Linked DNA regions of Mus musculus: all the other regions are linked to region 3. Evidence: chromatin loops called from intact Hi-C (ENCODE). Cell type or tissue: heart. All regions are shown on one strand. Each heading gives the region's core, and the rest is flanking DNA. Links, peaks and the distances in the headings are about the cores only.

Region 1 (7,765 bases), core at 1,237-6,236, 91 kb before region 3:
TCTCTGTTTTCTTTTGTTCTTGAAGTTACCGTGAATGTCTGTTGTTTTTCTTTTAACTGATTTATTTTCCATCAAGTTCATGACCACTAATTAGAAACATCCTTACTTTCTGTGTGATGACTTTGTTTCCTGCTGCTTTGGTGAGCTGTTGGTTGTGTCTAGGATCCACCCAGTCAGCTGCAGTGATCCTCTGACCTCTCCCTCCCCTCTCTACATCTTTCACTTGGTGTTCCAGTTGGGGCTTTGAGCCCTTTGTTAAATAAGAGGAGAGGGAGGGAGCTGTCTGTGGCTGCTTGTAGAGGAAATGCTTTCGGTTTTTCTGCATTCAGCACAATGTGGGCTGTATGCTTTATTGTGTTGAAAAATGTTCTTGCAGTCGGTGGTTCCTTGGGCGGCTGTTGTGAAAGGGATGCTTTGCTTTGTCAATGGTTTTTTTTTTTCCTTTCCTGTATCTATTGATATGATCATGTGATTTCTCTTCTTTGGTCTGTGTTGAACTGCACTTAATGATTTGCATATGTTGGGCATATGTTAATAACCTCATGTCTTGTGTAATATCCTTTGACTGTGAGGTGAAACCTTGCAATACATTCCCAGCAGATGGCCAGCTTCCATCAATCCAATGTGACCAGATAGCAGCCAAGGCTACCATAGCGTTTACCCCACTTTTCTATATCCTACCTATCTGTGGACATACACGTATATTAGATAAACAGCTTAACTTATGACTCTCTTAGTTCCGTAACTAATAGCCGTATACAAACACATCCATGGCAGGGTGTGGTATTTGGGGCTGTGGTCACTTGTATTTAACTAAGAATCAACCCTCTTATGCTTTTTTTGAGGGAGCTCTGTGTTTTGTATCCATAGTAGCATATTATTAAACTAATGAAATATACTCATATAAATAAAAAATGCTTTGGTAGCGTTCTTATCTATAAAGCTTCTGTTGTCGTGATGCAAATTGGGAAAGATGGCTTCAGTTACCTGATCAGATAGAGTTGCATCTACCTGGGGTCAGTGGCGTCTCTTGGAAGCATGTTCAGTAATTTGGGGCATCTTTCCTCCTCTTCCATGAGGAATTTGGTGTCATGACTCTGCTTGGGATGGTGTGCATCCCCGTGTTGGAAGACTGTCTGTGCCTAGCAGCGTAGATGTGGGGTGCCGGCTGCGTCCTGGTAACAAGGTCCAGTCTGTAGCGGTGTTTGTCTGCCGTTTCACTCTGTCTCCTGGGACCCCAGCACTGTCGGGGCCTGGGCTTCAGCTCAGAGTGTTAAAGAGAAGGGGAAAACGAGCCACCACTTTTCCTCTCCTTTTATAAAGCCCAACTTCAAGGTGCTGGGCCATGAAGTTGGACAAGGAGATTTCAGCTCTAGGCTGCGTTCATCTACATCATCTCTTAGCTCTACCTCTGCACCCATCCATTCATCTGTCTGTCTGTTTCTGTTTTTGACACAATGTCTTGCTATGTAGCCCTACCTGGTCCTGTACTCCCAGTGTACCAGGACGAGCTTCAGACTCTCAGTCTTCCGAGCACAGGGCTACGGATGTGTGCCATCATGACCAGCCTTGGCTCTCACATCTTAAAGAATGTTCTTCAGCCTTTCCGAGCCTTGATTAGTAGAATAACTAACTTTTCAAATATGAGTGCCACAACAGTTAACAATGAAGTTAATGAAGTTTCCCCTCCAGCAAGTATGTAAGTGGTAAGACCAATTTCATACAATGGAATGGGATACTGGTACTGTTTGTTAGGATGTTGTATGGATGTTTCAAGGAAAGAGACAGGCTCCTGATACCATCCCCCGACCCCTAGTAGAATATACTATAAGGAAACAGAAAGTGAAGGATAAAACAGTGGCAGAAAACAAAGAACAAGATGTACAGGAGACACAGAGGTTTTTTTGAGTTCTGGCTCTGAGAGATAGCAATGAGGCTAAGAGACAGCATGAGGGTGGGTCTAATCATGGCAGTCTAGGAAATTCTACCTTAGAGATAAATACCTCAAAATAATCTCTTTTTTCATTCTCTAGCTTTACTAATGAAGTCAAGAAGTAACAACACACAGTTGAGTTGGTTCATAAATTGTCTATGTGTATGTGTGTACATGTGGTGCAGGAGTGCACGCGTGTGAGTGATGGAGGCCAATATATATGTCTTCCTTGGTCATATGCCACCTTCTTTATTTATTTGCTAATTTTTAAAGACAGGGTCTCTTAAGGCATATCTCTTACCAGAGGTCATTGACTCACTCTGTGTGTGTGTGTGTGTGTGTGTGTGTGTGTGTGTGTGTGTGTATGGGAGTGGGAGGAGGGCAGAAGGAAACATGCTTTAAGGATAAAAGAGACAGATCTGTCTGTCTTTTCCCCTTCCCCAGCTCTGGGGTTACAGAAACTCACCTCCAACCTCATTATTTTTTTATGTATGTGCTGAGATCTGAACTCAGGTCCTTATGTGGCATAGCCTGAACCATCCCCCAGCCCTGATTTGTATTAATTTAATGCACAAATAAGTGGCACTGGGGGTGATCTCGTTTCCCCATTTTTCATCCAGGCAGTGAGTGGAAAACCCGGTACGAGACCCAGCTGGAGCTGAATGACCAATTGGAAAAGCAAATAGTGTCTCTGAAAGAGAAAATGGAAAAGATGCGTGGAAACCCTTCAGGTACAGAAGCTTCGGTCTGTGGGCTGTGAGGCTGAGGAGGAGCCCAATGGAATTATCAACTGTCCCTTTTGCTTTCCTGCAGATAGACTGTCTTCCATTCGTGTCTATGAGAAGATGCCAGTGGTAAGTAGAGAGGGCCTAAGTGAGAAGAATCACCAAGGGAAAGCGGTACACAAGTGTCAAGGCTGATGTGAAACCTGAATAATGTTCAGGGGAGCTGGAAAAGGACCGAGGCCTTCAGGCTAGTCCGCCGCATAAAAGCGGGGCCAGGATCGAATGCAGAGACAAGCATAATGGGGTAAAAAAATAGTCAGGCTGGCTAAGAACTTGAAGGCACCTGCTTCTCATAGTCTGAAGAAGCCTGTTGAACACAGAGTACCTTCTCCATTTCTAAAGTGTGCGTGGTGTGTTTCTACCTTAACACAAAATGTGTAGACAGAGGTGTGTACTCGAGAGCACACACCGATACACAATACACATGAATCAGCACAGCTACTAGGTCTGCCGGACATTGACACAAAGTTTCACAGAGCTCTCCCGTCCCTTCTCAATGTCGCCTGTTAGTGTCCCCTCCCTCTTTAAGGTTCCTTCACATCGCGGGCTCATTCGAGTCGCAATAAAGCACATGTGTTTGTCCTTGTGAATTTATCCTTGAAAGGAGGGTAAGAAAGTCTCAAGACATGATGCACAAAGAGTCCTCGCTGCCGAGAGGCAGACTTTCCTCAGAGCCCATGCTGAATTTTTACTTGAAAAACAACTCAGGCAAAAACATAAGTGATATGCCAAAAGGAAAAAGGTACTTTGGCAAGGTGGGAGGAAGAATATTAATATAATTCTCAGCTGAATTTGTAGGATTCAGTATTGTAATAGTAATTTGTCTTTAATTAAATATACAAGGTCCATACATGAATCTCCCTTATGTCAGTCTCAAGACACCAAGTGAGATAAAGCTAAATGCTCTCTATAGCAGGTGACACTGAGTGTAAAAGGAGGCAGGGTTTGCCCAGGTCCACCCAGCATAATGCGCAGCCAGCCTCATTCTTACCCTCTCCTGTTCCACCACACGATGCTAACTGCTCTCAGAATTAACACGTGTTTTGAGCAGCTAGAGGCCGAGCAATAAATACATTTACAAGGCCCTAGGCACCAGGGGATTTCTGGATGTTTTTCAAGTAACTGCCATTCCTCAGTGAACAATACAGAGAAATCTCTCATTTTTGTTAATGACAAATTGAGGAAAAATTAGTCTGTTTACCTGCATTTCTGTTACCTCTGACCTAGAATACTCAAATGTCTTGGAAAGACAGGAAAATATCCCTCCTCCCTCTCTCTGAAATTGGACAAACCAGGTTTTTCCCTCCTCTGGTGGCTCACATCGCCATCTTGTGGCACTTTTAAGCATGGCTGCTACAGCTGTTGTAAGAGCCTTCCTAAGTTACAGGTAGAATTTTAACAGGACCTATGTAGTGTGGCCTGAAAAATTCTCCTTACGGAAGCAAACTCACTGATCACCTGCTTCTTCATGCCTGGACCTTACCCTCAGAACGACTCTGTAGCTCATAAGAGTGACATTTAATATTTAAGTATTTCTTGGTAACATGGAGAAGAGGGTTTCTGAGCAGCAGGGATTGAGAATCTAGCAACGAGGAACAAGAAACAAGGCCCATGTTCACGTAAGTGTGTCACCAAGGACTGAGCAGTCTCTAGATCCCTAAGAAACAAAGACATGCTGTCTTAGTTTTCAGAAGAAAGGACAGAATTTGTGTTGCTCAGACATATAATACTTGTATATATATTTTTTTCAATTTTCACTTTAGGTTGACAGAGTAAATGAATAAAATTATTTTTATGGGCCAGGCTATGAATATACAACATCTCAGAATTTCTGACTTTAAAAAAGATTTACCTATTATTTTATTTTTGGTTATGAGTGTGTGTCTGTAGGAATTCATGGGCAGCATGCGTGTGTAGTGCCTGGAGAGGTTAGAGGGCATTGGGTTCACTGGAGCTGGAGCTCTAGGCTGTTGTGAGCCTCCAGATGTGCGTGCTAAGACCTAGACCCGGGCCCTCTAGCACAGCTTGAAGTACTTTTCACAGCTAAACGTCTCTCCAGCCCCCTTCCCAGTTTGTCTTTGTTACGAATCATCAGTTTTTAGGTGCAACTTCCACAGACATACTCACAAACTGATGTCAGATATATAGATATATATAGATATATAGATATAGATAGATATAGATATAAAACAGTGCTATATATTGTAATAATCAGGTTTGTCCACAAGGGGGCATTTGTAATGTCAGCATGAAGAATCTCCTATTAGGGCTGGCGGTGTCTGGAGTTAGCTAAGTTGTATTGTTGTTTCACTCTCTTAAAACCTCAAGCAGGATGTTTTAATTTGTAGCTAGCACCCACCCCTGCCTATTATTGCTGTTGTTGAATTCTTCAGTGCAACAATTTACATTAGTTTTGAGAAAATGGGTCTCAGTTAGGTCTTCCTTCTGTATGGGATAGAGGAATAGGCTTTTTGATTATTTTTATCTTTTGCTTAAATCCTAAGTATATTTTACTTCAGGTATGCAAACACAGCCCTGCTGTGTAACCCTTTCAAAGCAAATTAAAACAAGAATGTAGGTGAACACGCTAAATTAGAATGCTAAGAATCACAGAAGTAGTATGAAATCCCGGTGTCCGTTTTGAGAATTTAGTTTCTAGGAGGGTCTTTAGCTTTAGTTTGTCTTCACTAGACAACTTTCTGGCTTGTGACCATTGATTTCTGCAAACAGATACATACCAGCTTGAAAGATCAGAACCATTTCAGTAAGTTCATTTCAGAAAGACCAGGACCTCCTCTGGATGTGGGGACAGGTCCACCCCTCTGATAAAATCACTTTCCAAATATCTAGGTTAGTAAGTTTGCCGTCAGGAAAACAAAGAATCAAAATCTAGAATGGACCCTAACTTTATCTTAGAATAATTTAGTACTTTTAAAGGTTTTCTTTTGCTGTATACAGTAATTATTCTGTACTAGCCTAGACTCTAGGGTATTTGATGATGGTGGTAGTCTAGGGAAATCCAGGATGGGTTCTTGGTTTCTCCAGTGCATAACTAGTTTTGATGCTGGTCTAATCCCCACCAGATTGCCAAGCAAACCTTTATGTCCGAGCTATACTGTAATTTTAAAGCACTGTGTGTGTGTGTGTGTGTGTGTGTGTGTGTGTGTGTGTGTGTACACACATGCCTGCACGAGTGAGAGAGAGTGGGTGGAGCTCATAGAAGGTCCAGGAAGGAAAATCAGATGCACCCCAGGAATCGTGGCCACGCAGCTGGAGCCATTTGTGCATACGGTGCTGAGGCTGACAAGAGAACATGGGTGCGACAGGAGACAGTGATGGAGAAAGTCAGCGTAGAACGGAACCTACAGTTGATCCGAAGCTGCTGCTGGTTAGCATAGAGATGAGTGCACAGTCAGACCGAGAAAGGCAGTATGATTCCTAAGCTCAGACAGCCGGGCAGGTGGATACTCTCAAGCCTGATTTATTTAAGGATTCATAGTTTGAGTGTAAATTGTCCCCTGTGCCTGAAATGGCAGCACTGCTGTGCTTCTCAGATGTGTCTGAATAGAGTGTTCTATTTTAGCCAACACTCTCTGCTGTGGAGCAAGTGATGGAGGCAGAGGCAGAGGAGTGTATGTCTGGAGCCTGGGCTCTGCTAACACTATTTTTATTTTTAGTGGAAGACTGTAGTTTATCATTTTTGGGATTCATTTTTATGTACCCTCCCATTACAAATGTGTACTCTTGTTTTTTTTTGTATTAAAAATTCATAATCTATTCTCATCTAGCCAAAACCAACAGCTAATGTAAAATTGAAAAACGATGCTTAGCGGTTTTTGACAATGGGTGTATTAGGATACAAATTGTGTAAGTGAAACCACGATGTTGGTTTGGCGAAGCTGAGTTTGAAGTGTCAAGTCAAGATCGAGAACAGACACCCAGGGCTCTGCTTTTAGATTTGGATGTGACACTGGCTAGCAGAGAAATGACAGTTGATGCTTCATGAGAATGGCTGAGCTGACTGGAGGCTGAAACTTCACAGGCAAGAGACGTAAGGACATCTTGGAAGTCTAAGGCTGGAGGCATGGTAGTTTGCATGGGAAAATTGAAGAAGGGACAACAGAGCGCAGAAAGGGATAGCAGTGGTAAGGCCTTGGCCGTGGGGATTTGGCAGCTGCAGGTATGGACGAGGTAGGGTGCAGCAGTGAGCGCTGGTCACTCAGGACTTTGTGTCACCATGTGTAGGGGGTACACTTCCCTTCAGCCGGGAGTCTGTTTCCAGGACAAATGTGCCACAGCTGTGGATCTCAGTGCTTTACAAGTAGAAGGTGAGAGTGAGACACAGCACCAAGAAAGTAACTGTGCGTTTCTAAGAAGCAGAGCTTGAGTTTCCATCCATGCTCTCTGACTCTGCATCCCTCCCCCCAAAGCCCCTACACTTAGAAAACTCTGGCCAGGTCAGCATCATGAGGTTGTTTGATTGACAAAGGAAACATAATGGTCCAGGCAGCATGCCTCTGACTCCCCAGTCAGAAGCCTGTTTGACGGGAGGGCCTTAGGAACCTGACTTTGACTCCATGGAGGCTACACTTGCCAAGGTCTGCTCTCTGTCCTCGAGCTCTGGCAGCAGAGAGACAAAGGCAGAGCTATTCCTGGCATACGTGGGAATCCATTGTTGACTGACTGGGCTTAGGGTTTCCTCTTAGGGTTTTTACTAAGCTGTTCTGTATAGGCTGCAAGCAGACAGACTAGGGCTCATCTTCTTCCAGCCAAGCTTCTTGGCCTGCGTGGTGGCGAGCCCATGAGATCGCTCTCCCAGCCTCCTGCTTCTCCCTCTCCTCATCTTCACATGGGCATTCCTGATCTCTGCACTTTTAATCCCACCTTGGCATCTACTTCTCCGAGGACTAGGTATAAAACTAGTGGCTCCAGAAGTGATCTAAGGAAGCAGAAAGGCGGGGCATGCCTGGCTGGGCCAGTGTGGCAGGCAGATGTATCCTGATTGGTGATGACTCCAGTTGGTTGTCCCAGGGTGGCAGTTTACTTT
Region 2 (7,765 bases), core at 1,237-6,236, 100 kb after region 3:
CCTTCTGCAAGAGCAATCAGTGTTCTTAGTGTTGAGCCAGCTCCCCAACCCAACCCTTCCCTTTACTTCTTATTGCTCCTTAACTGTGTGTACAAAGCCCACAGATGCTTGTCTCTTACATAAAACAGTCGCGTGTTTGCCAGTCCAGATGCATATTCTTTCTCTGCTTCGAATCACGTGTGAGGTTCCCACAATATGAAAACTCTGGGAATGCCATGCATGTGTTAATGGTATTGCTCACAGACAGATGATAAGACAAAGTATATCTCATGCATGTTTCCTTGAATAGTTTTTAATCTGGTTTTGGTGGACTCCATGGTTGTAGAGCCAACAGACAAAGCGGTCTGACTATAGGAGGGAAGCCTACTGTTTTTGGCGAGCTCCAGGCATCCCTGGAGATGTAGCAGATAAAAGGTGAGCTAAAGTGTCTGAACTGAGCACTGATCAAGCCTGAGGATGCCTGTTGCAGGAGTGTCCTCCAAGAGGGGTAACAAAAGGCAGGGATGTTAGAGGAGGCATAAAGGGGAAATCGAGGCTTGAGTTTAGCCTTGAAGGAGGCTGGCTCTGCAGACAGAGCCTCTGGGTTACCCACAGCCGAGCTGCAGATGAGCACAGTGGTGCACAAGGCAAAACCAACACATCTGCAGACCCACATGGTAGGTGAAAAAGTGACTGGAAAAGAGCCTGAGGACTCAGCACAAGGATTCAGACCTTCTCCATGAGATGAGAAGACAATGGGTGTTAAAGCGGCAGCTTCACAGGTGTGATCAATTAGAGCTTTGATGATTCCCCAGACAAAATAGTGCTGCTGAATTAGTGTCTTATAAATATAGAAGAGTTGAAATAAAGAAATGAATGACCAGGTAACACAAAGGGATCATCAATGGGACTTTGAGGGGACACTGTGCTCATATGACTGGGCCACCCCCAAGGCAAATGCTAAGCTGATCAGGAGAGCAAGCACAGAATGAGACTACCCCCAAGCAGCCTGCGCATACAAGCACCCTGACAAAGAACATGAAAGGGTTGAGATTGGGGTGAATAAAGAATAAAATCCAGTGAGGACACATAGCTTGTGCCAGTTGACTGTGGATGCCATAGTTTTCCAGAGAGGGACACAAGAAAATTGTCTGTCTGTAGTCGTGCCTTAACTTTCCCTCCTCTGTTGGCCCCAGACTTGAACGTGTACTTTCTCTTGAGGGAAGACAAGAAAGGAATGGTAGGGACTCACTGGTAGAGCCAGTGTACTGCACATATTGATTCTTTAGTTTGCAACCTTGTGTCTGGCTGGGTCATGTCCTTTTTGGAGGTTTGGCTTGTCAAAGGAAAGCCTTTCCCTTTTCCCACATAAATGGAGCTGGTTTGTCTCCTAAATTGGTTAGTACTGCGCTAGCTTTCAAAACAGCAAAGCTAAACGCAGGCTGTGGAGCTGCTAGCGATTGGGATTTGCAGGAGGAGGAAGTGTGAACCAGAAAGGCAAAAGCGTGGGGACCAAGTTATTATCTGTGATCAAGCTGTAGATCAGGAAAGATTTGCCCATTTCTCACCAATTGCCTAGAGACTTCTCAGAGAAGCAATTAAGCCAAAATAGTCTTGGGCCAGTGTAATCATAAAAACAATTTCCATGATTAAAAAAAATGTCATGGAGATTTCTACTTGACATTTTAGGTGATGTGTGTTGTCATTTCAAGGCATTTGAAAATAAGCTCCCTCAAAGCCTGCTTATCATCTGCCAAACACCTAAGTCATTCGTTATAAAGATAGAACAGAGCACGCAGCTTACAGAGTGAACTCCAGCCAGACCTTAGCCTGCCAATGTAGAGGAAGAGGAATGTCTTCTGCTTCCAGTTCTAGGCTCATCCCTGAGGCTACTAAAACAGGGACAAGAACACATTGACAACAAAACACAATTTTCTTTTATGGTTTTTCTATAACACGAGTGCCTCCGCAAGGAAATGAAGGCTCTTGGCCTTCATTGCATCACTTGGCCTTGTGTATCTCTCTACGAGGTTTGGTAAAGAAGAAATACCAAGAGGTGACAGCGATGTGCAGGTCATACTTTGCAAGGCCTGTCTGTGGATTCTCCGGGGCATCTCTGTGACTTTGCCTCCCTTTCTGTCTCTTTTGTTTTTCAGTTTCCAATATGCCATTATGTTTTTTTAAATCTTGCTCACACATATGTATGTGCACCGCTTATGTCCAGTGCCCACAGAGGCCAGAAGAAGGTCCCAGGCCTTCTGGAAGTAGAGTTACAGACGGTTGTGAGCTGCCAGGTAGACTCTGGGAATTGAACCCTGGTCCTCTGCAAGAGCAGGACTCTTAACTTCCAAGCCATCTCTCCAGACCCCAAGGTGCCATATTAGGAAGTAACTTGTATAAAAGCCATTGCCATGGAAAGCATGTGTCCTCTCATTCTATCATGAATTAACCCCCAGGCAGCCCCGAGGAGATCATTAATTATGACAAAGTTTGCCGGGCGTGGTGGCACACGCCTTTAATCCTAGCACTTGGGAGGCAGAGGCAGGCGGATTTCTGAGTTTGAGGCCAGCCTGGTCTACAGAGTGAGTTCCAGGACAGCCAGGGCTACACAGAGAAACCCTGTCTCGAAAAACAAAAACAAAACAAAACAAAATTTATGACAAAGTTTGAAAACATTATCCTTCATAGTCAGTTTTAGAGTCTCCAGGGCCTGCTAGGTAAACGCTATATGTAAGAGAATCCACTGGACTCTAAAAAAAAAAAAACAAAAAACAAAAAAAAAACAAAAAACAAAAAACAAACAACAAAAAACAAAACAAAAAAAAAAAAAACAACCAACCAAAACAACAAAAATGGGAAATAGTAAAATATATCTTTCTAAACATTTCCAAAATTGAAATATCTGTTTAATATGTATCAAAAGATGGCCTAGTCGGCCATCACTGGAAAGAGAGGCCCATTGGACACGCAAACTTTATATGCCCCACAGGGGAACGCCAGGGCCAAAAAGGGGAAGTGGGTGGGTAGGGGAGTGGGGGTGGGTGGGTATGGGGGACTTTTGGTATAGCATTGGAAATGTAAATGAGCTAAATACCTAATAAAAAATGAAAAAAAAAAAGAAATATCTGTTTAAAAACACAAGATACAGTATCAGCTCATACTATCTTCCTTGGATTTCAGTGCTCAAAAACCGTCTTCCCTCGGCTCAGTCGGCGTGTTCCCAGAGCGTATGTAGGGTTAGTGATCCCGTGTCTGCTCAGCCACAGGCTCAGCCGCTTGGGAAAGCAGGATGTGGGAGTTTTGACTGCGCTTACCTCATGCCCTCACCAGACCGGTGGGCAGCCCCAGGAAACACCCCTTCCCGAGGTGGCGGAGCGCAGAACAGCAGGAGCTGGCCACAAGGAGGCTGGGGCCATCTGGTTCTCAGGCTCTTGGGCACCCAGTCACCACTGGATGCTGTAGAAGAGCTGAAAACAGAGAGGGAGCTCATGGGCTGGATCCTGCAGGGTGGAATGCTTGGCTTGTCAGTGGCTGGCTTGGGCTTGAGCTTAGTCATGGCTGGGAGTACAGAGAGGCCTTCTACAGGATCTTAGACAACTGCTCTGTAGGTGAAGGCCTTCGTGGCTCCCCACAGCAGATCCCAAAGAAAAGAGGCAGTCCATGGTTTTAAGACATTTATTGTCATGGCAGAAAGTGGATGAGTAAAACTGTACCCCACTTCTCAGGGAGGGCCTGGTGTTAAATACCTTTTGCAGGGAAGAGTGTCTGGGAAGGAGAGTCTATTGGCTAAGCCTCCAGGTCTTTAAGTACCTCATTAAAATAGAGATCTGTCTTGAGGCTATGTGACCACAGGTGGCATCCTCTACCTGTGGAGGGGTTTGGGGCATTGCCCTTAGATGAGTGATGGCCACAGATCTATGGAGGGCTGCGTCCTGGTGCCAAGAGCCTGGTGTCCAGGAGCGAGGCAAAATGCCTTCTGTCCCTTTAGGGTCACTGGGGTTTCTAGCCTTAGCTCAACCAGGAGCCAGGCTGCCTTTCATGGTCCTACAAGTGTACACACTTTTGCCCTCGTATTGTGAGGGATTCCATGATTTCCCATCCCAGATTGAGGTAATGCATGCTGCATCTGTGGCCCAAGCACCAAGAGCTACTGTCTCCTCGCACAAAGCAAGCTCCGAGGAGTGTTCAGAACCAGCACAGTACCGGAAGAAAAGAGACAGAGATTTAACCACAAAAGATGGACTGGAGAGCCGATGGCACTCACTCACGTCTGTGGCACCAGAGTGTCCCTTTCATAGGAGGATGTGCTCCAAGGCCCCAGTAGCCAATGAGGGTATGCACAATGCTGGTGACACTTCCACACTCACAGGATGGCAAAGTTATTTTATCTCATAATAATTGCCTGCTTTAGCTTCCTGCCTGAAGCCGAGGTTTTCCAGTGAACTTTCCATGGAGGATCTGTGGGTTCCGAGTCTGTGGATTCTACCTACCAGGATGAAAAAGTAGAAACTATAATACCTGTACCGATCTTACACACACACTCATCATTCCCCAAGCAAGGACTTGCACATCATTTATAGCATATGAAGTCCCAGTCCGTAACGTAGAGATGGTTTAAAGGACACCAGAGGATCCACGTGGATTCTCTTCAGTGATGGATAATGTTGCATACAAAGGACTTGAGCATCTGTGGGTGCTGTTAGAGGTTCTAGAACCAACAGTCAGGAATCATGGTGCTTCGGAATGTGTCGCTAAGTTTAAATTCCTTCCCTATCCAGACATGGTCCTAGCCTTTAATTTATTAACAGAGCAGCTGAGCTTTGGAGAAACCTTGGGCTGCCTTAAAAGCTGTGCAGCCTTTACAGTTCTTTAGGGTAGGATGTGTGTGGATTGCTTCAGACTGTAAATTGTGAGGCCCAAAATACAGGCATCGAATAAAAGCCATATAAAGACTGCGTACCTGCACTGGTTGCTCTCAACATGCACTGCCCAATGTTAAGGAAGATTGTACAGCAGGTCTGCTTAGGGACAATGGACACATTTCTACAGAGGGAAGAGTGGTTGGGAGCCAGGGCCCAGGACTGTGAATGTGTGCTCTATATTACAGTCTTCACAGCCATTTATGAAGGAGTGTCATTAAGGCTCCCTACCCCTGGAGCTATGCCTTCTTTAAGAAAGTTACATTGACTCCTGGCTTACCTTTTATTTATTCATTCATTCATTCATTTATTTATTTCTATCCTGGAGGAGGAAAAAAATGAAAGCCATTTTATTGGATTTTATTTTAAGTAGATGTTCCACGAAGGATGTTTATAAACTACATTAACACCCATTTAGTAAATTGAGAAGACCTAAGCGATGTGCCGTGTTTCAGATTGTTTCGGGTTTTATTTTGAATGTTTACTTGCTTCTCTTTTAAATGGCTGTACAAGGTACTAGGTTCCACGGTGCGGTTTCCATATGTGAGTGATATGCTTTTATTGGTGCTCCTCTGCCCTCCTCTCCCCCATTCCCTGTCCCTTTGCTGCCTTCCATATTTAACCCTTCCCTTTCCACTGTCATAGCGTGTGTGTTCTGTCATAGTCTCCTCTTCCTTAACACTTCCTTTTTCCTTCTTCATGGTTTTTCCTGATCTACTGCCCTACAACCGGAATCACATTCCAGTATAAATGTCTGGGCGTGTCTGTCTGTGTATATCTCTGTGTGTGTCTGTTTGCATGTATGTCTGTGTGTGTCTGTGTATGTGTCTGTGTGTCTCTGTGTGTGCCTATGTGTGTCTGTGTGTCTTTATGTGTGTGTATGTCCGTGTGTATGTGTCTGTCTCTGTCTGTGTCAGTGTCTATGTGTCTGTGTGCCTGTGTATATCTCTGTCTTTGTCTGTCTGTGTGTATGTGTTTCTGTATTTATGTCTGTGTCTGTATATGTGTGTGTATGTGTATGTGTCTCATTGTGTGTGTGTGTGTGTCCGCGCGCACGTACATTACTTATGAGAGAAAACTTAGTTCATCATGATTAAATAATTCTTAGGATTTTAAGATACTACAGTTTGGGTTTTTCTTTTCTAAAACACATTGTTTTTTAAAAGCCACCTTTCCATACGGTCATGGTTTTAAATCTTTGTACCTCTTACAAAATGGAGCTCACTTGCTTTGGGGGTTATGCATGTATGGTCACAGAGCTTGCTGGGTGGTGGTGTGAGGCTAGTCAACTCACAGAGGAACACTTTGCATCTGGATGAGAAACAGAAGGATTGTGCCATGAATTCTTGGCTCTGTGACCCCCTCAATCTCAGGGGAACTTGAAATTTTTCCAAGTCCTCCTTTGTTGAGAATCTGTGTACCAGAGACTCCCCGCAGGTGAGCTCCTGCCCACTTGTCTTTTCTGAGGGGTGTTTAAATCCTGGGGCAGCCTCCCTGTGGCCCGGGCTAAGCTGATGAAGCCCCCGTGAGTGCTCCCAGGGCTGCTCCGATTCACTGATTCAGGTCTCCTGAAACGCTCCGGGTTACTGCCATTTCCTCTTAGCAAATGAATAATGAATGAAGCGTACGTGGAAGCTAATGGCTCCAGATAAAATCAGAAGCTTCTCTGCAACACGGGTGTAGCGTTCCTCGGCCATCTCCATGGAAACGGCTGTTTATCAGGGCCCACTAACATTTCAGAAGACTGGGAGGCCCAATCGGTTTCCAAAACTTCAGGTCAGCTGTTGAAAACAGATTTAAGGAGGACAGATTGAGACAGAATGAGTACAGGGAACACCATCTGCATGCAGTGCCGTGAGAGGCCATCCTTCAGAATTAAGACAAAAAAGCTCTTACATGGTGCCGTCAATACTCAGCCGTGAGGTTTAAATTGAAAATTGAATTAATATCCTGCCCACTACCACCATGGGCCCAAACTGTGACTGAGCGGCTGCACTGTGAGGAGTACAGCTTGCATATTTTCCAGGTGGCTTCCCTGAGGTGCCAGAAGAAGGCTGGCACTGATGCTAAGGAGAGCTGAGAGCAGCTGGCTGGTACAAAATGGGCACTCCAGGCCCACGCAAGCATCAGTGGCACAGCATGGCCAGCAGCCGGGGCATGTGGTCACCCTATAGGTGCCGCTGTCAACATAATAATACACTGGCCAGAACTGGGGATAGTGATGGGGAGAAGTGTGAGGGCCGGCTGTTTAACCCCACAAGACTGAGAATACCTGAAGAGGGACCATCCCCAGCTCAGCATTCTAGAGGCTGTGCTGGGACTGGAGGGTCCTATGCATGGGACATTCCTGGTCTTATTGAAGTAAATGTGGGCAGAAACATGGAAACCTGACAGTAAAACTCTAGAACCATGTAGATCTCAGAAATATATTAGCAAAATAATAGTGTAAACATCTGACCCCTTTTTTGAATTTTATGTGCATACGTGTTATTCCTTCATGCGTGTCTATGTCCCGTGTGCACGCCTGGTGCCCTTGGAGACCAGAAGAGGATGTTCCGATCCCTGGTACTAGAGTTAAGAGAGTTGCACACTGCCATGTGGGTATGTAGAGCCAAACCTGTGTCTCTTGGAAGAGCAGCCATTGGTCTTAACCACGACACTTAAGCCACATCTCCAGCCCCAGTTTCAGAGTTTTAATTTTGTTCAGTTAGAAGGGAGGAAAGGGTGAGCCAGAAGTCACCTCTGCAGAGCCAAGGCTGTGCTGCAGTTTGGGTAGCTGCACCCACAGGGTGACCACATGCCCGGGCTGTTGGCCATGCCGTATCACTGATGCTCGCGTGGGGCTGGAGTGCCCATTTTGTACCAGA
Region 3 (7,765 bases), core at 1,327-6,326:
ACATGAACTCACAGTGATCTGTGGGAGAATGCACACGACCCATGAAAAACTCAGGACAGACAAAAATCCCAATACAGGGAAGTGGGCACAAAACAATCCCACTCTGGCTGGGGATCTGGGGCATCCTCTGCTGGAAAAGAGTCAGTGTTCGTTTGTTTGGTTATTTAAACTGTGTGTGACCCTGGTAGGTAAATGACATTATAGGGCAGACCCTATTCCCAAGAGTAGCTGGGTAACACAAAGTGGACTGGTGTTGTGTGACAAGACACATTTGGGAGACACAACACCCACATCTACTTACCCCAGATTGGGAACCCACAGCAGACCAATGTATGGATACTCCAAAGTCTAACTTGGTGACCGACTGAGTTTTATTGGGTTACTTGCAGGAGTAGAAATGACTCAAAGACAGTTGCATCACCAAGGCTCACCCAGCATAGGTGAGGGCTCAAAAAGTGTAGGAAAACCGAAGTACCTTGCACAGCCTGCAGGCAGCTCAGCTGGGTAGACAATGTTCACTCCAAGTGCCCCTGACCTAACCTCTTTCTGGCAGGGGCTCTGGTCTCAGAGTCCTCTTTGCAGCTTGTCTCGTCTGAGAAGGACTCTCAGCTGTTCTAGATTACCCTGGCAGGGAGAAGTTGGTAAATCTGGTTGGTTTCAGGGCTTTCTGCAGCTATTTTGGGTCACTTTACCTACCAGCTTCAGGAGCTTCCTGGAGGATGGGATGTTTCAATCTTGAAGGAAGATGTTACATAACAGCTTAGTGGTTTTAAAAGAAAACATGAAGCTGAATAGTAGGGAGGTGAGGGCCAATTTAGAAGAAATTAGGGCAGGGGGTAAATATGATCAAAATACATTTTATGAAATTCTCAGAGAATAAAATATGAATTGTATCCTCTAAAGACTTAAGCTGCCTTGGGACAACTTTGGACGTTCGTCTAGTCAGGTTCCTGGTGCGGTTTACCCAGAATGCTTTTCTGCTACGTTACGGCCATAGCTTGGTGGCCATGGTATTGTTGAGGGCATTCATCCACTTACTTGTTACTTGTAGTTTTAGGAGAAGGTAAAATGTCTAGAGATATTCCCATTTAAAAAGTCATCTATGATCTTGTTTCTTTTATTACATTATTTTCATTTTTCAAGTAAACACCCTAGTGTTGGGAATTCTCAAAAAAAAAAAAAAAACAAACAAAAAAACAAAAACCCAACTTGTTCTAAATACTGCCATTTTGTTTTTAGACTCCCATTTAACCACAGGGGCAAACTAAATTCAAGGTTCTAGGCTCTAGGGGAACTGGGGACTTCCCAATAGCTGAACAGCTTCTATTGAAAGGATACACTTGTCTGAATCCAAATATCTCAGGAGACAGTTGTCTGAATTCAGATATTTCAAGGACAACTCCATCTTGCTATCTGGGTTAACCTAAGGTAATATTCCCAGACCCAAGAGCCTACTCCTATACTAATTGGTGAAAAACTGTAATAATAACTTGGCGTAGGTGTTTATGAGATGTGAGCTTAAATATCCTGTGATATTCTGGCTCTTTGCTTCAGTTCAGCTCCTGAGTCTTTTCTGAGGTCCTGATTGACCAGTAGCAACTTGATTACAATACATTTTTGTCTTCTTCATTGACCTGGTGTTTGAGTTATGATGGATTTAAGCAGACCCTGTAACACTAGGACCATGGTAAGATACGGTTAAGTCATATAAAATGCTTAATAAATTACCTCGAGGAGGCTGGAGAGATGGCTCAGTGGGTAGGAGCTCTTGTTACATTTGCAGAGGACCTGGGTTCAGTTCCCAGCACCCACACAGTGGCTTACAAACACCTGCAACTCCAGCTCTAGGGGATACCACATCCTCTCCTGGTCTCCAGGAGCACTGCACACATGTGCTATGCATACATACATGTAGGCAAACATTCATACACATAAAATTGAGATAAATAAGTCATTTATAAAATGAAATGACCTTGACAGCATGTCCACTGGGGGGAGGTTCGAGGTAGGATCTCTATTAGTCACACACTTGGAAGAAATCACTGGGGACTTCTCACTGGCAAGATAAGTGGAGGTCTTGATTTCTGGTCTCAATGAAACAGACTTGTTTGGTGTCCATCTCTTGGCTTAGCTCTGAGCCTTACTTTTGCACTAGAATTTGAAGAAGCAGAGCGTGGGACTTTGCATCTAGTTAATTTGGTGAGTGCATTCTACACTCATCTCTGGCCTCTTGAGTAGCTCAGAAGTAGATATCTCATCATTTATTGAATATGTAATACATATCCCAGTTGGCTGCATTTTCTAACAAAGGGTAATCAGCATGAACAGAATACTTCAGGAGAATTTCAGAATAACTTTTAGTAACAATAAATAGTAAAATACATAACTGGACCCAGTGGGCAGAAAAAATTAATTTTGTGTTTTTTATTGAGCAGCCCAGAGTCAGTAAGACAAACAAATACATATATTGGCATGTGTCTATGTATTGTCTAATGACTTTTAAATATATATATTTAGGCTGCATACTGAGCCATGCAAATGTTTCAGAGATACCTGGGATGGGGTCCCAGTCCCCAGAATTGTATCCAGTGGAAGCTGTGAACATCTGGGTTCTGAGAACATTCTTGTTCGGGGAGGGAAGGCTTGTGTAAGCTTATGGGACTTTCCACCCTGACAGACTGCCAGTCTTGCAGCCAAGAGGCCTCCAAGAGCAGTCTAAGTGTGGCCTTAAGTTATCAAAAGCTTATTGTGAAATAAAGCCCTAAGCAGGAGGCCACCATCTCAACAGTGACTCATGTCTTGGGGTCAATCGCGAATGACGAGTGGAACGTGGCCCTCCCCAAGTAGGGAGACTGAGGATTACTTTACATTGCTTAGTTTGAAGGGTCCAGATCTGGTCTCCCAGGACAGTTCAGAAAAAGCAGTTTTGAGGGGCAATCCTACTGGCTTCCCTATTCCTGGGAAGGGCGTGTCAAACCACAATGCCAAATGAAAAGATGTAGGGGTGTGTGGGTAGGTGGGTGAGTTCCTCTGGTCTCCTTTGATGAAGGCGACCTCAATACTGGACCACTTCTCTGCCCAGCACATGACCTGCTTCAGATTCATCTCTATCGATATTCTTTCTCAGTTCCCTGAGCCACCAACCAATCTGCCCCCATCCTCTGGCAAGTCCTTCTAGCGACTGGGGAGGCTTGGGAGCGGAGGGGTGTCCAGGCAATCCAGATTACCAAGACCATTGCAACCAGAAGCCTGGCTAGAGGAGGGAGGACCCTGGACTCAGCCACGGTGGGCGCGCCCTGCCAAGGAGGGCGGAGGGCGGAGCAGGAGAAGGAGGGAGAAGGGAGGGCATGTGAGCGAGTGAGACACAAGAAAAGCTTGCGCGCCACCGCCCTCCTCGGGAGAGAGGCTGGAGTGAGGCTGAGCGGAGAACCGCATTTCAATGAGGACCAGCTCCAGCGCATCAGTGCACTAGCGGTCGCAGCTTCCAGACGCTCGTGCTCCGCAGCCCCAGCCGCGCCCAGCCCGGCGAGGACAGCTCCAGCAGCCGGCCACAGACAACCCAGCCTCCACCCGCGACCGGTGCGTGCTTTGCCTGGGCTGGGGAAGGTGCGGGCAGGCCCCGTGGTGCCGTCTGACCGCAGCCCTGGAAGCCCTGGCCAGGATGGACCCCACTGGGCAGCAGCCGCCCCGCCCGCCGTTCCTCGAAAGACGGCTGCTCTGGGCTGGCTAGTTTGGTCCGGCCAGGAAGCGTTGTGTGCCCGCGGCCCCAGGGTTGCTGGCTCCTGCCTCTTTTGTCTGGTGCCACCGGCTTTAAATAGGGAGTCTGGCGGGTTGGGCCCTCCAAGGCTTTCCATCCCCTTGTTGTTGGAGATAGAGAGCCGCGGAGGAGCTGGGAGAGGCGCTTGTCATTGTCAGGATTGACTGTGGAGCTAGGACCAAGTGGGCAAGGAAGGAGTGGCTGGGCCTGGCCTCTTATTGTGTGCATGCTTTCCCGAGTGCCCAGGAGGGTGGCATGTGCCTGGTGATGGGGGCTGCAGTGTAGGCGTTGCAAGTACCTTTTTGCATGGTCTCAAGTTCCTCTGGGGACAGCCAGGAAGCCTTGTGTACGAATTAGTACCTGCAGTGCTAAAAGCATGCAGAGAGGAAAAGACATTTTCCTCCTAGGGGGAGCGCACACACAGCGCCGCATTGCCCCACAAAAGAGGCTGCTTTTGAAAATCAGGTTTCTGAGGCATCGCCACTGGATTTGGCAAGGAAATCCTTGTGGGTGAGAGAAGTAACAAGAAGATTTCATTCAAACAGGGCTCCCTCTCTGACTGCACCTGTGAATGTGTGCCCAGGTTACTGTGCACGCGCGCTCAGCTGCCACACTGCAGGGTGTTCCGAAGGGGGCGGGGGGGGGGTGGGGAACGACCGTGTCATGACTGTTCCTAAATATATCGCCTTTCAATGGGAAAGGAAAGTAGGGCAGCGTTTTAGGTATGGAATGTTTCATGAATGCAGGTTAGGAGGGATTTCAAGAGAGGTTATATGTAAGAACATTTAAAAGATGTTCCCACATCCTGTGATGTGCTGGCTTGGGTGGTGCGTGCACTCCGGAGAAACACATGCATGTCTTTTATTCCATACCTCTCTATCCACCTGAATCCTAATCCAACTGCTAAAATATGCTTTGGGATTTCCATGTGTGATGGCGTGGATTTATGCTAGACGTGTGTGTGTGTGTGTGTGTGTGTGTGTGTGTGTGTGTGTGTGTGTGTGTTTCTAAAATTGATGAAATGGGAGCTCATTCACAGAAAGGTGAATATAATATTCCTTAGAATGGTGAGAAACCCCACAACGAGCAACACTGCTTCTCTGGCTTTGTAATATTTGTAGAGTATGATAAAAGTCCATGCTCTTCCCCACCCACAGTTTGTAGTCTCTGTGGCTGAGGGCTCTGAGCACCTTCTTGGTGCCCACATTTGTATCCAGAGACTTCTATCCTCCCATGCTCTGCAAATGCTGGCCAAGTGTGTTCTAGCTAGCTTCCTGTATAGGAAGTGTGAACCTGTGGGAGCCCGGAGAATTTTCTTCTAGAGTTCTTAGTTCACATGTGTGACTAAGACTCTGAAAGCCGAGCCAGCAGAGGCGAGGGGAGGGCACCTGTTTTCATTCCACACATGATTCCCAGAAGACTGAAGTGTGCGCAGCGGGCCTTGGCTTTCAGTTAGTGGAAGCTGTGGGGTTGGCAGTTATTTCACTTCGAGCATAGCTCTGCCATGCTGGTCCCATCACTGCCTGCTCATGGGTGGGGAGCAGGGAATGTAATGCCTGCCCTGGGTGAACCTGTTACTAAAATGAGCAAAACCTTCTGTTTTAAATAGATTTTCTATCATTTAGTGTGGAATCTTGATCCTAAAAGCATTCCCAGTTTGAATTGCTGCCAAAACTTTTTTTTTTTTTTTTTTTGGATTTTGCCAATTGTGAACCACTGAAGACCCTTGGAAGTTGATGTCTGCCATTTCTGGTCACATAACAGTGTCACTCTTTTGCTAGGTTCCTCCTTATTTCCTTTTTGCATAAGTCAACTTTGGAGGAAGCCCCTAGGAATGGAAGGATGGCCAGTGCCTTTAAAAAGAAAACAAATGCAACCAAAAGTCACCTTGGCATTTACCATTAAAGTTCTGGTGAGCTTAGTGTGTGGGCATAGCTTTGCAATCTCCTCCATCCCCTTCCTCGATCAACCCACATGCCTTTTTGAAGACTGACTGCTTAACAAATATATGAACAAAGTAGGAGCAGATACCAATATCAAAGCAGAATTTGGGTTCTGTTATGCAGCTAATACCAATGGGACTGGTCCCAGTGGTGACTATTTTGAAGTTATTTACTTACAAACCCAACAAAACCACTCCATGGCTGGTATAGCTTTTATAAAGATGCAGAATTAGGTGACAATGGCTTGTTTATGAGGCACGAGAGATGGCTTTTCTGCTTGAAGTGAAGATACTCCTAACTCACACTAAGGGTTTTAATTCCTCTCAGTGGAGTTAACAACAGAAGAGAGATGTCCAGGAGAAAGCCTAGGCAGGTGTGGTGGCTTCAAAGTCCATGCTTCCCATGGGAACAGAACCTAGTGTCATGGGGCTGGAGACCAAGAGCACCGACTTTGGAATCCCGATTAAAAGAACTTGAAAATCCAACTCCTCATTTGTAACTGGGACACTCTGGGTCAACCCTGTTTCCCAGACCTAGCTTTGATGAGACTACACGCCTTGTTGGAGCTGTGTGAGTTTTAGAAGAGGGTTCTGTTTATGTCTCTTCTCTCAGAGAACTAACTGGTCATTGAATCGTCAAGTCATCAATATTGCTTTCTTTTACTTGATTCATTTTTTGGAATGATTTCTACAAATTCTCTCACTATGATTTCACTGTGAATTTTCTTATTACAAGTTTTAGATAATTAACGATTAAGTATTAAATTAGAGCTTTTTGAGACAGGGTCTCATGTAGCCCAGGTTAGCCTTGAACTTAGTATTTGTGGCCGAGGATGGCCCATAATGCTCTGTTTATACACATTTTAAATTAAATGGACGTTTCAACTGAGAAGTAAACTTTACTCTCTCTGAGCGGCTCAGGGGCCAGTTTGCTGAAGGTGAAGGAAAAGTCACAAGAAGAAGCAGAAGTTTTGTTGAGTTTGGGTTGAACTTCACATCAGTGACTTGGGAAGTAGCAGGAGCTTTTGTTCTTCCTTCGGAGTTCTACCTCACGTATAGCCTATTTCAGTGTGCCTGAAATCTTGTCATGTAAGACGTATTCTTATGATGTAGGCTTTCCGACTTTCTAGATTGTTGTGTTGAAACACAGATATTCCTTCAAGGATGACAATTCTTTATCACTTCGCTTCTAGCAAGAGTGGATTTATCCAATAAGCAGATGCCTGCCTTTCAAACAGGTAGTAGATGGTTTTGTTTCCCCTGGTAATCTCTGTACCAAGGTCAGGAATAGAAGGCGTGTTTTCCATCAATAAATCACTACTCATCATATGCAAGATTTATAGGTGTTAACAGTGAATATGAATAATGAAGTAGATACTATTCCTACTCCTGTTTGCAACTGAGTCTTACAGGTGCCAACCAGGTAGATTTCTCAGGTTATACAATTGGTATGAGGCCAAGTGTGTTCATCAGCCTGAATGGTGTCTTCCTGCCCTTAACCACATTTCCCCCCTCTTCTATCTCCTTTCCCTTTCTTTTTACATCTTACCTTCTCTCTCTCTCTTCTGACCATCTTTTTGTCATCTTCTCTTTTTATCCCATTTTATTACTAAGCACAAGCAAAGGGTTGAGATGAAATCACATTTTAGCATATGGGATACATGTTTAAGTGCATAGAACCTCTGGATTGGTTTAATTTCCTTTCCGCCTGGTCTTAGAAATGCACACGTATTATAGCTTCTACAATCTGATCCCCCACTTCCCTTCCACCCCCTGCTTAGTACATGAAAGCTCTTCTTTTTTTAAAACCTGCTTCTGGGATTGGCACACTACATGGGCACAGTTCACAGTGAGCATTATAGTCAGGCAAAACTAGAGCGTGGGGGTGGGAGAGAGTGTTTTCTGTTGAAATATCTCTCAACTATATTACTTTGGGAAATTTAAGAGAAAATATTCCAGGCATCGGTTTCTCGACCTATAAATAGGGAGGGTGACACCTTGAGAGGATGTGACTGCAGCCTGAGGGATGATAGGCAGGCAATAGTGGGGGTTGTTGCATATAACCA

What was found. A loop is a pair of places that touch in the nucleus more often than their neighbours do. Peaks named below come from ENCODE experiments on the same cell type or tissue, not always from the same donor. Only the 100,000 strongest peaks of a DNase experiment are listed, where the experiment ranks them.
Region 1: a loop joins it to region 3, with 2.9 times the contacts of the local background. A loop is called at or near these places in 7 of 42 quality-filtered maps.
Region 2: a loop joins it to region 3, with 2.1 times the contacts of the local background. A loop is called at or near these places in 11 of 42 quality-filtered maps.

What each region holds. Positions count from the first base shown.
Region 1 is chr3:55,148,159-55,155,923 of GRCm38, forward strand. It overlaps Ccdc169 (coiled-coil domain containing 169), which reads left to right. Exons shown (of 8, transcript NM_177203.3): 3 at 2,554-2,664; 4 at 2,747-2,787. Among named protein-coding and RNA genes, the nearest start is that of Ccdc169, 12 kb to the left of the region's middle. In heart, for the core only: CTCF peaks have their summits at 4,058 (motif pointing left) and 4,945 (motif pointing right); no DNase peak of the experiment used is centred there.
Region 2 is chr3:55,341,205-55,348,969 of GRCm38, forward strand. The region is part of intron 3 of Dclk1 (doublecortin-like kinase 1); the gene reads left to right. Among named protein-coding and RNA genes, the nearest start is that of Gm25132, 40 kb to the left of the region's middle. In heart, for the core only: no CTCF peak of the experiment used is centred there; no DNase peak of the experiment used is centred there.
Region 3 is chr3:55,239,173-55,246,937 of GRCm38, forward strand. Dclk1 (doublecortin-like kinase 1) reads left to right here and starts at 3,192. Exons shown (of 17, transcript NM_001195538.2): 1 at 3,192-3,579. In heart, for the core only: a CTCF peak has its summit at 3,394; DNase peaks (open chromatin) are centred at 2,709 and 3,319; H3K4me3 peaks cover 1,623 bases; H3K27ac peaks cover 710 bases; H3K27me3 peaks cover 2,482 bases.